Linked DNA regions of Mus musculus: regions 1 and 2 are each linked to region 3. The links are chromatin loops, found by intact Hi-C in ENCODE. Cell type or tissue: left cerebral cortex. All regions are shown on one strand. Region 1 has its middle 7.7 kb from the start of Mir760. Region 2 holds the start of 4930447N08Rik (RIKEN cDNA 4930447N08 gene). Region 3 overlaps 4933405D12Rik (RIKEN cDNA 4933405D12 gene).

Region 1 (2,500 bases), 600 kb after region 3:
CCCTCTTGATGACATCTCTGAGGTGCCCTGTGACCCTCCTTCCCAAGCTCTTGATCTCTCACTTAACACTACATACATACATACATACATCATGCATGCATACATACATACATACATATATCATGCATGCATACATATATACATACATATATCATGCATGCACACATACATACATACATCATGCATGCATATATACATACATATATACATACATAATATATGCATGTATACATATATACATTCGTACATTCATGCATATATAATACATTCATACATACATACATACATATGTCACCCTCTCTCCCTTTATTCTCCCACATCCTCCTGGCACAGGCCCTCCTTTCTTCCAGATCTTCCCCACCTACACTGCTTCCTGGCTGTATTCCTCCCAGGCCTCTGTCACACTAGCCTCATTGTCTTCAGTCCTCACTTCTCAAATGACCCCACACCCATGTGTCCTCTGAAGCCCAAAGCATTTCCCAGGGTCCCTCCTCCTCCTGTTTTCTTCTGTTTCATCCAAAAAAAAAAAATGCACCCACTCCAGATTCAAACGTGTTTTCCCTGGCACTTTGTTCTGTGTGCCCAGGTAGCCTGGGGGGCATCCTCTTTCCACAGAAGAATTACCCAAAGCAACCCTCTATGCAAGGGCAGCTCTGTGAGCTTAACTGTGGGCTGCACACCCGGGTTTGCTTCAAGGTATTATCTTCATCTACTCCCTCCAGTCCATCAGAGCTCACAAACACCAAGATCCCTCTGGGGTCTAGCTAGCTCCTGCATGGAGTCTCTGGGAGATATGAATGTATGACATTGTTTCCATACACAATTGTTCCCCCACCAACCTCAGGACTACAGTTTCCCTTCCAGGGTTGTCATCCTTCGGTGAGCAACCTTAGCCAGTGACCCTGGCACCGGAGTCAGCCTGCAGTGCTTCGCTATGCCAGTCTGGCCCTGAGAATGTGGCCTATCCTACCATGCTTTGTTCCCAGGAACTACAGGGCTGCAGCTTCCCTTTGCAAAATCTCTCTCCTTCCTGCCAGAGCGGGTGAGCCCTGGAGGCTCCTCCCTGCCAGAGCAAAGCAGAACAGTTAACCATCAGGCCTTGTCTGGGGGGTACAGCTGAGTGGCAGAAAGCTTGCTGAGCAAGCGCAAAGCCCTGGTCTGACGTCAGCACTTCTCGTGTAAGAAGATGACACATCAAGTCTCTGCAGAGAGAAAACCAGGGCTCCCCCTGGCACATTTCTGGCATGAAAGTGAAAAGTTTGCAAGGTTCTGCTCCTCTGGCTCTGCATTCTCTGCCTAGCCCTCACCTTGAGAGTCAAGATGCCCCTTTCTTGGGCCTGAGCCCTGCCTTGGGCCCTTCTCCATGCCCAAACCCTTGGAGGCACTACCGCCCTGCTGACACTTTGTCAAACAGTTTCAGGCAGTGGGAGCAGGAGGTGGGAGTCATCTGACAGGCTTCCCTCGGGGCATGGCCTTGTTCTACCTTTCTGCTCAGCTAACCTGGCCTGTCTGTATCTGTGCCTATTTTGGGAACTAACAAGAGCCTCCTTTCTGCCCTTGGTGACCCACATGCTAGACCTGATCTGCTTCTCTGGCCACTGTTATAGTGGTAGTGATAATGGAGACAGGGATGAACAGAGAGACCAATTCCAGCTTAGGGCTCTATTCATCTTTTAAAAGAGAGTAAGAAGAAAACACTCTTTGCAACTGGTGAGATGTAGAAGAAGCCCAAGAAAGGGAAGTGAGTTTGGTAAAGGATGAAGGGAGGGGATGGAGGGAGGGCAAGAGAGAAAAGGAGAGAGGTGGGGATGAAGTCTCCTCTTTATAGAATGTCCTGTCTCCTTAAGGACTCTAAAGCCGAAGATTCTGGAAGTGTCTCATGAAAGGTATCCAGGGTAGGGGGTGACTGAGTATTGGAACGGGAAGAGAGGAAAGGACTAGCCAGTGCCCTGGGGCTGCCAAGTCCTGCTGCTCCTGGGTGCCTGTCTCACCCTTGCTAACAGAGCTCCCCAGGCCTCTGACCATTGCCCCCACTTTGACTGTTCTGCCTCGGCTGCTCTTTCTTCTTCTCTATACTTTGCTTTTTCCTATCCTGCCTTGATACCAGCGTGAATTTCTCCTGAGAGCTCCTGCCACCGTCCTTTCCCCAGCCGGGTGGCCAGGCCCCTTCCTCACAGGTGTATTCCACTACACACTTCTCTCCCCACAGTATTTCCACCCACATAGCCACCCAATCCTTCACTTATCATGTATCTGCTTGTGCGGGGGGCTGGGTGCTGATCTGAAAGTGAACGAGACGCTTGGATTCTCACGGTGTTGGGTAGTATACAGTCCAGTGGGGGAGAAAGACACTCACAAAGGACAAAGACCCTCAAGGCAGTAGGTATTTGGAGAAATCAAGATGCTATTATACAAATGCACAAGAAAGGGTGGGCACGTGGGACTGGAGACTGGAAGAAGTTTGGGACCCTCTCTCTCAGGAAGGAATGTTGAAGCTGAA
Region 2 (2,500 bases), 100 kb after region 3:
TATAGCATTCCAAGAGATTAAGCACATAAGATCATCAGTCACCATGGCTCCGATGGACCTCAATATTCACACCCAAAGATCGCTTTACTGCTTTCTCTTAGAGATGCCTGGTGTCTCCAAGTAAGAACACAGACTTCTCAAAAACAAACCTAGGAGAGTAACCCCGATTAATTTATATGAGCGTTAGTTTCACTCAGCCCTGAATGTATATCGTCTATGATTTTAAAAAAAAAATTCTTAGAGAACTATTTTCCTCCAGATTGGTCATGAATTTCAGATCAGTTGAGTCCCCAAAGACAATTTGTCCTTTGGAAACTTAATTGGATTTTTGTACTTGTGCCAAGAGAACAGTTTTGATGCAGATCAGAGGTTTGGGTCACACAGTCTGCCTTCCCTTACTGAGAAATCAGAGCTTTAAAAAATGCAATTGCATACAAAATAGAATGCAGAAAATAGGCAGCTCACAGAGGCAGCTTCGGATTTCAAATATATGCTCAAGTATTCAGGATAATCACATGGAAAGAAGTAATCACAGATACAACAACTGTTTTAGATATAAAAGCAGACTTAGTCCCTAAAGAATATCATAATCTCTCCTTATAGGTCAGCCATGAAGTTGGGCAAGAATGGAGAATTACCCTAAAGTTATGATAATCTTTACTCAGCCGGTGTTGCTATGGGATTCTGTGTCTACAGAATGAGGTTCCTGTACAAGGTGTTGGTATACATGGCCCACCATTGAGTAAAATGTGTTGTTAACTTTTATCACTTTGTCTCTAAGTAGAAGACTTCCCATATGTGAGCACTGTGGGATAGGTACTGAGTAGACACACAATCTCTGGTCCTCATGATTTTCCTTGTGAAGGTGGTGGGACCATTATAGGAACGAGGACAGGGCAGCTGCATTTATTTACAACTGCACAGCACCCACAGGAGTCTAAAATCAACCTCTGCCTTGGCTTCCGCCTAGCTCCGTCACTGCGCATGCTCAGTCGCATGCACTGCTCAAACTGCACGTCAACTGCTCACACCTTTGCCCGTGGTCTTTCCATCTACCTGGGGCCTGCATTGCTGTCTGGTGCGCTCCTGCCTGTCTCCCAGGTGACGCCTACATCTCCTTCAAACAGAGGCCCCCTCAGCCTCGCAGCTCAGACCCAGGGCAGGCGCTTCTCCTTGTGTTCACAGTGACACTGGGTGAGTAAGGACAGATTGCACTTCTGTTTCTTTCTTGGCTTTAAGTGTGCTGGGCTTAGCAATCCCCTCCCCACAATCCCACTTTCTCAGCTAACAAAATCCTGGCAGACAGTAAGAATTTAAGAAAAAAAAAATGTTGAGTTAATGAAAAGATTGCGGCCCCCAGCTCTGACCCGAGGTACTTTCCCACAGAGATTGAGTCGACCATTAGCCCTTATTTTTCCTGGAACACAAAGGATTTTCATGGTCTGTGCTGACATCTGATTACATATTAATTCCTTTTGTCACCATGGCTGCGCTCTCTGTTTTAACAGATGATCTGCTTTTCATTTGTGTTTGCCTATGTAGTACTTATGTCTGCACACTTTCCTATCTGCATGTAGTGCTGTGGGGACCACATTTCCAACACTATTCTATTATAAAGCAATACTTCAAATGAGACTTAAAGACGGTGGACCATGTGAGCAAAAAGCCATATATAACATCACTCAGGTTCATTATCTTAGCAACATGCACTCCATATTTGGTAAAACACAGGGCTATGTCCTCTCATCTTTGTGGCTCCTCACATTATAACTATGGGACTGTTTACGTAGGCTCTGGCTGTCTCCCAGTTGGAATCTTCCTGCAAGTCATTTGTTTCAGGCTCTTTTGCTCAGATCACAGAGGAAGTGTCTTTCAATTTTTACACAAGTTATCTTATACACAGTGGTCGTTGCTCAGAAATAAGATTTTTAGATTACCTCGTAGCAATCCCTGAAGGCATACCACGGAAAGTGTGACAGAGGGCTTAGGGCATGAACATCAGGCAATTTGCTAAGCTATGCCCTAATTGAGTCTGTTACATAGTAATTCAAATCTGTCCTGGCTAAAATTCGCTGAACAAGTATGTTAAGAGGTATTAATGGATCTGGGGATGTAGGGCAGTGGTGGACTGCAAAGCTCCGGACAAAAAGAAATAAAAAAGGGGAGTATTAAATTCAACCTCTGGAATTGCTCACAAATCATTTAAATGGACTGCCAAATGAATGTTAAGTCTGCTGTATCCACAGCCCAGCGCAGAGCAGATAAAATGTGTCTGTGTTACAAGTCACCACTACAGGTGCAGAAACACAGACGTAAGCTCCAGGGCAAGAAAGGGGTACTGAAGACAAACAGCCACTTAAGCATATAATTAAATTCTCTCTCAAAAGCAGGCCGGGCAAGCATGCATGCTTATCCCACTGATCACATTAAATCCCTTAGAAAATTTAATTATGGCAAGCAAAAATCCATGGGAAGGTTTATAAGAAACAAATGGAGTTCT
Region 3 (2,500 bases):
TGTGTGTGTGTATGTGGTCTCTGTGTTTGTGTGTGTGGTCTGTGGGTGTGTGTGGGTGTGTCTGTGGGTGTGGGTGTGTATGTGTGTGTGTCTGTGTGTCTGTGTGTCTGTGTGTCTGTGTGTCTGTGTGGTCTCTGTGTGTGTGTCTGTGTGTGTGTGGTCTCTGTCTGTGTGTCTGTGTGTGTGTGTGGTCTGTGTGTGGGTGTGTGTGGGTGTGTGTGTGTCTGTGTGTGTATGTGGGTGTGGGTGGGTGTGTATCTGTGTGGGATGTGTGTGTGTGTGTGGTGTGTGTGTGTGTGTGTAAATTGTTTGGACACAAAACTTGAGGATGTGGCCTTGAAACTGGGCTGACCCTTGGGGAGAACTCGGGCCTTTCCGTTCCGATTTCTACTAATCATCCACCTTCCCACAGTCCTAACTACTGAATACCAAATTAAAACTTAAGTTCTGTCTTTAATTCTTAGTAATCTGGATTACAGACTGGGGGAGGGAGGGGCTTCTATAACCGTGCATGCTAATGGACTCCTCAGTGGGGACAGGTGAGCTGAGACCCCCTCTGCAACAGTTCCTTATCATCACTGCTGACTGCTCCACGTCTCCTGATCTTTCTCGTTCACTCTTCCATCCCATTCAATTCTCCAATAAACTCAATTGCACCAGTATTCTGAATGTTGGCCTCTGGGCTCAAGCAAAGCAGAGGTACACAACCCTGTGTGTTAGCAAACGTGGTGTCACTACCCACTTTCAAAAGATGGCAATGCTACTTCAGGTGTTCTCATTCAGAACTGAGATAACCCTACATAAAGTGTTAATGCTGTTTCTGTTTAGTGAATGAGAACAGTTTTAGGGAATTGCTCCTGCAGTAAGGAAAACGAGCCTTCGTGTTAGTTTTGCTCATACAGAAGCTGGAGCCACATAATCATTCAATACCATTTTAAACTTTAGGACATGGTATAGCTAGCTATCTCTGCAGCAGCCACTGAGACACAAATGGAAAGCGACCGTGTCCTTGTCCAGTAGAGGGCACTCCTGTACTGTAACCAAAGCAAATCTCAACGGAAGGTAAAGCCCCATCTCCTGAGGGAAGCATCTGTCCTGCCTCCCCTCCCAGTCCTCACAAAGCCCCTCTAGCTCCCGCTCTGTATCAGGCAAGTACCTTACCTACACATTTGGGTTTGAAGTGCCCATGAATGCCTTGCTGGCGTTGTCTAGTTATTCTTTTGAAAATACTTTTTTTATACTTATGAACAGTCCGCTCTTAGGGATAGGACTGGTGAAGTTTGCAGGGCCTGTATAAATACACAGGGAGCTGACAGCATCGCTCAGTGGGTAGATGCGTGCTGAACAAACATGTGGTCCTGAGTTATGATCCCTAACATCCACATAAAACCTGGACATGGTGGTGCACCTCTGGAACCCCAATACTGAGAAGGCAGTAGATATAGGAGCAGGGGTCCCCATAGTTTTCCCACCTGCCAATCACTGATTGGCGAGCTCCAGGTTCAGCTGGAGAACCTGTCCCCTCAAATACGGTGAAGTTTGAAAAGATACCCAATATCAACTTGGGGCCTCCATATATACCCAGGCACACATGTGTACACGGACTCCCACATTCCATCATAAACATGTACTCACAAAGACACACACACACAAACACAACCAAAAGAAGGAAGACAAAATACAATGACTCTGTGTAATTGAGAATCTTAAAAAAGTAACAACGAGGCCTTTAAACAAACATAGGGTCTTTTTGAGCAAAGCATGATGTTAGTCCATGAACCAGCCATATTTAACAAGATAGGTGATATTTCCCCCCTCCCACTCCATGTTCTCTATCATCCCAGCAATCTCTCCCCCATGGCATACTCCCAAATGGCTGCTGAAGAAAGGGAGACTTACTGTTTCTCAGACACCATATTATATGTACTATATTGCATAAAGTGTATATTACATTATGAAAGGAGCTTAGAAATCCAGTCTAATTACTCAATTTAAAGATGCCTGAACTACATTCCAGAGAGATGAAGTGAAGCTCACCCTAGTTATGCTTAAGTCTGGACCAGATCGAAGAGGTCTCATCTGCCAGGGTGAGGCTCACTCACACAGGCCCATGGAAAAGGGATGCAAGGTTGGTTCAATATTCGAAAATTCATTAACATAATCTACTATATAAACAAACTCAAAGAAAAAAATCACATGATCATCTCCTTAGATGCAGAAAAAGCATTTGTGTTTAAGCATTTGCCTTTCTTACTCTCCTCTCTAGCCCTCCTTCTCTCTCTCCCTTCCCCCTCTCTCCCTCTTTCTACCTTCTCTCTTTCTCTCTGCCTTTCTGCAATAAAGCTCTAAAACTATTTTTTAAAAAAAGAAAAGAAAAGAAAAGAAAAAGCATTTGACAAAATACAACACCCCTTCATGTTAAAAGTATGGAGAGATCAGGAATTCCAGACCCAATCCTAAACATAATAAAAGCAATTTACTGAAAACCAACAAACAGCCA

Evidence for each region. A loop is a pair of places that touch in the nucleus more often than their neighbours do. Peaks named below come from ENCODE experiments on the same cell type or tissue, not always from the same donor. Only the 100,000 strongest peaks of a DNase experiment are listed, where the experiment ranks them.
Region 1: it touches region 3 in a loop (2.6-fold over the local background); 3 of 42 quality-filtered maps call a loop at or near these places.
Region 2: a loop joins it to region 3, with 3 times the contacts of the local background. A loop is called at or near these places in 2 of 42 quality-filtered maps.

The regions. Positions count from the first base shown.
Region 1 is chr3:122,300,140-122,302,639 of GRCm38, reverse strand. It overlaps Gm40190. Among named protein-coding and RNA genes, the nearest start is that of Mir760, 7.7 kb to the right of the region's middle. In left cerebral cortex, a CTCF peak has its summit at 1,232; DNase peaks (open chromatin) are centred at 389 and 1,143; H3K27ac peaks cover 1,216 bases.
Region 2 is chr3:122,800,531-122,803,030 of GRCm38, reverse strand. All of the region lies in intron 9 of Pde5a (phosphodiesterase 5A, cGMP-specific), which reads right to left. 4930447N08Rik (RIKEN cDNA 4930447N08 gene) reads left to right here and starts at 1,051. Exons shown (of 4, transcript NR_045168.1): 1 at 1,051-1,194. In left cerebral cortex, no CTCF peak of the experiment used is centred here; a DNase peak (open chromatin) is centred at 997.
Region 3 is chr3:122,902,799-122,905,298 of GRCm38, reverse strand. All of the region lies in intron 3 of 4933405D12Rik (RIKEN cDNA 4933405D12 gene), which reads left to right. Among named protein-coding and RNA genes, the nearest start is that of Fabp2, 9.0 kb to the right of the region's middle. In left cerebral cortex, a CTCF peak has its summit at 1,015 (motif pointing right); a DNase peak (open chromatin) is centred at 1,027.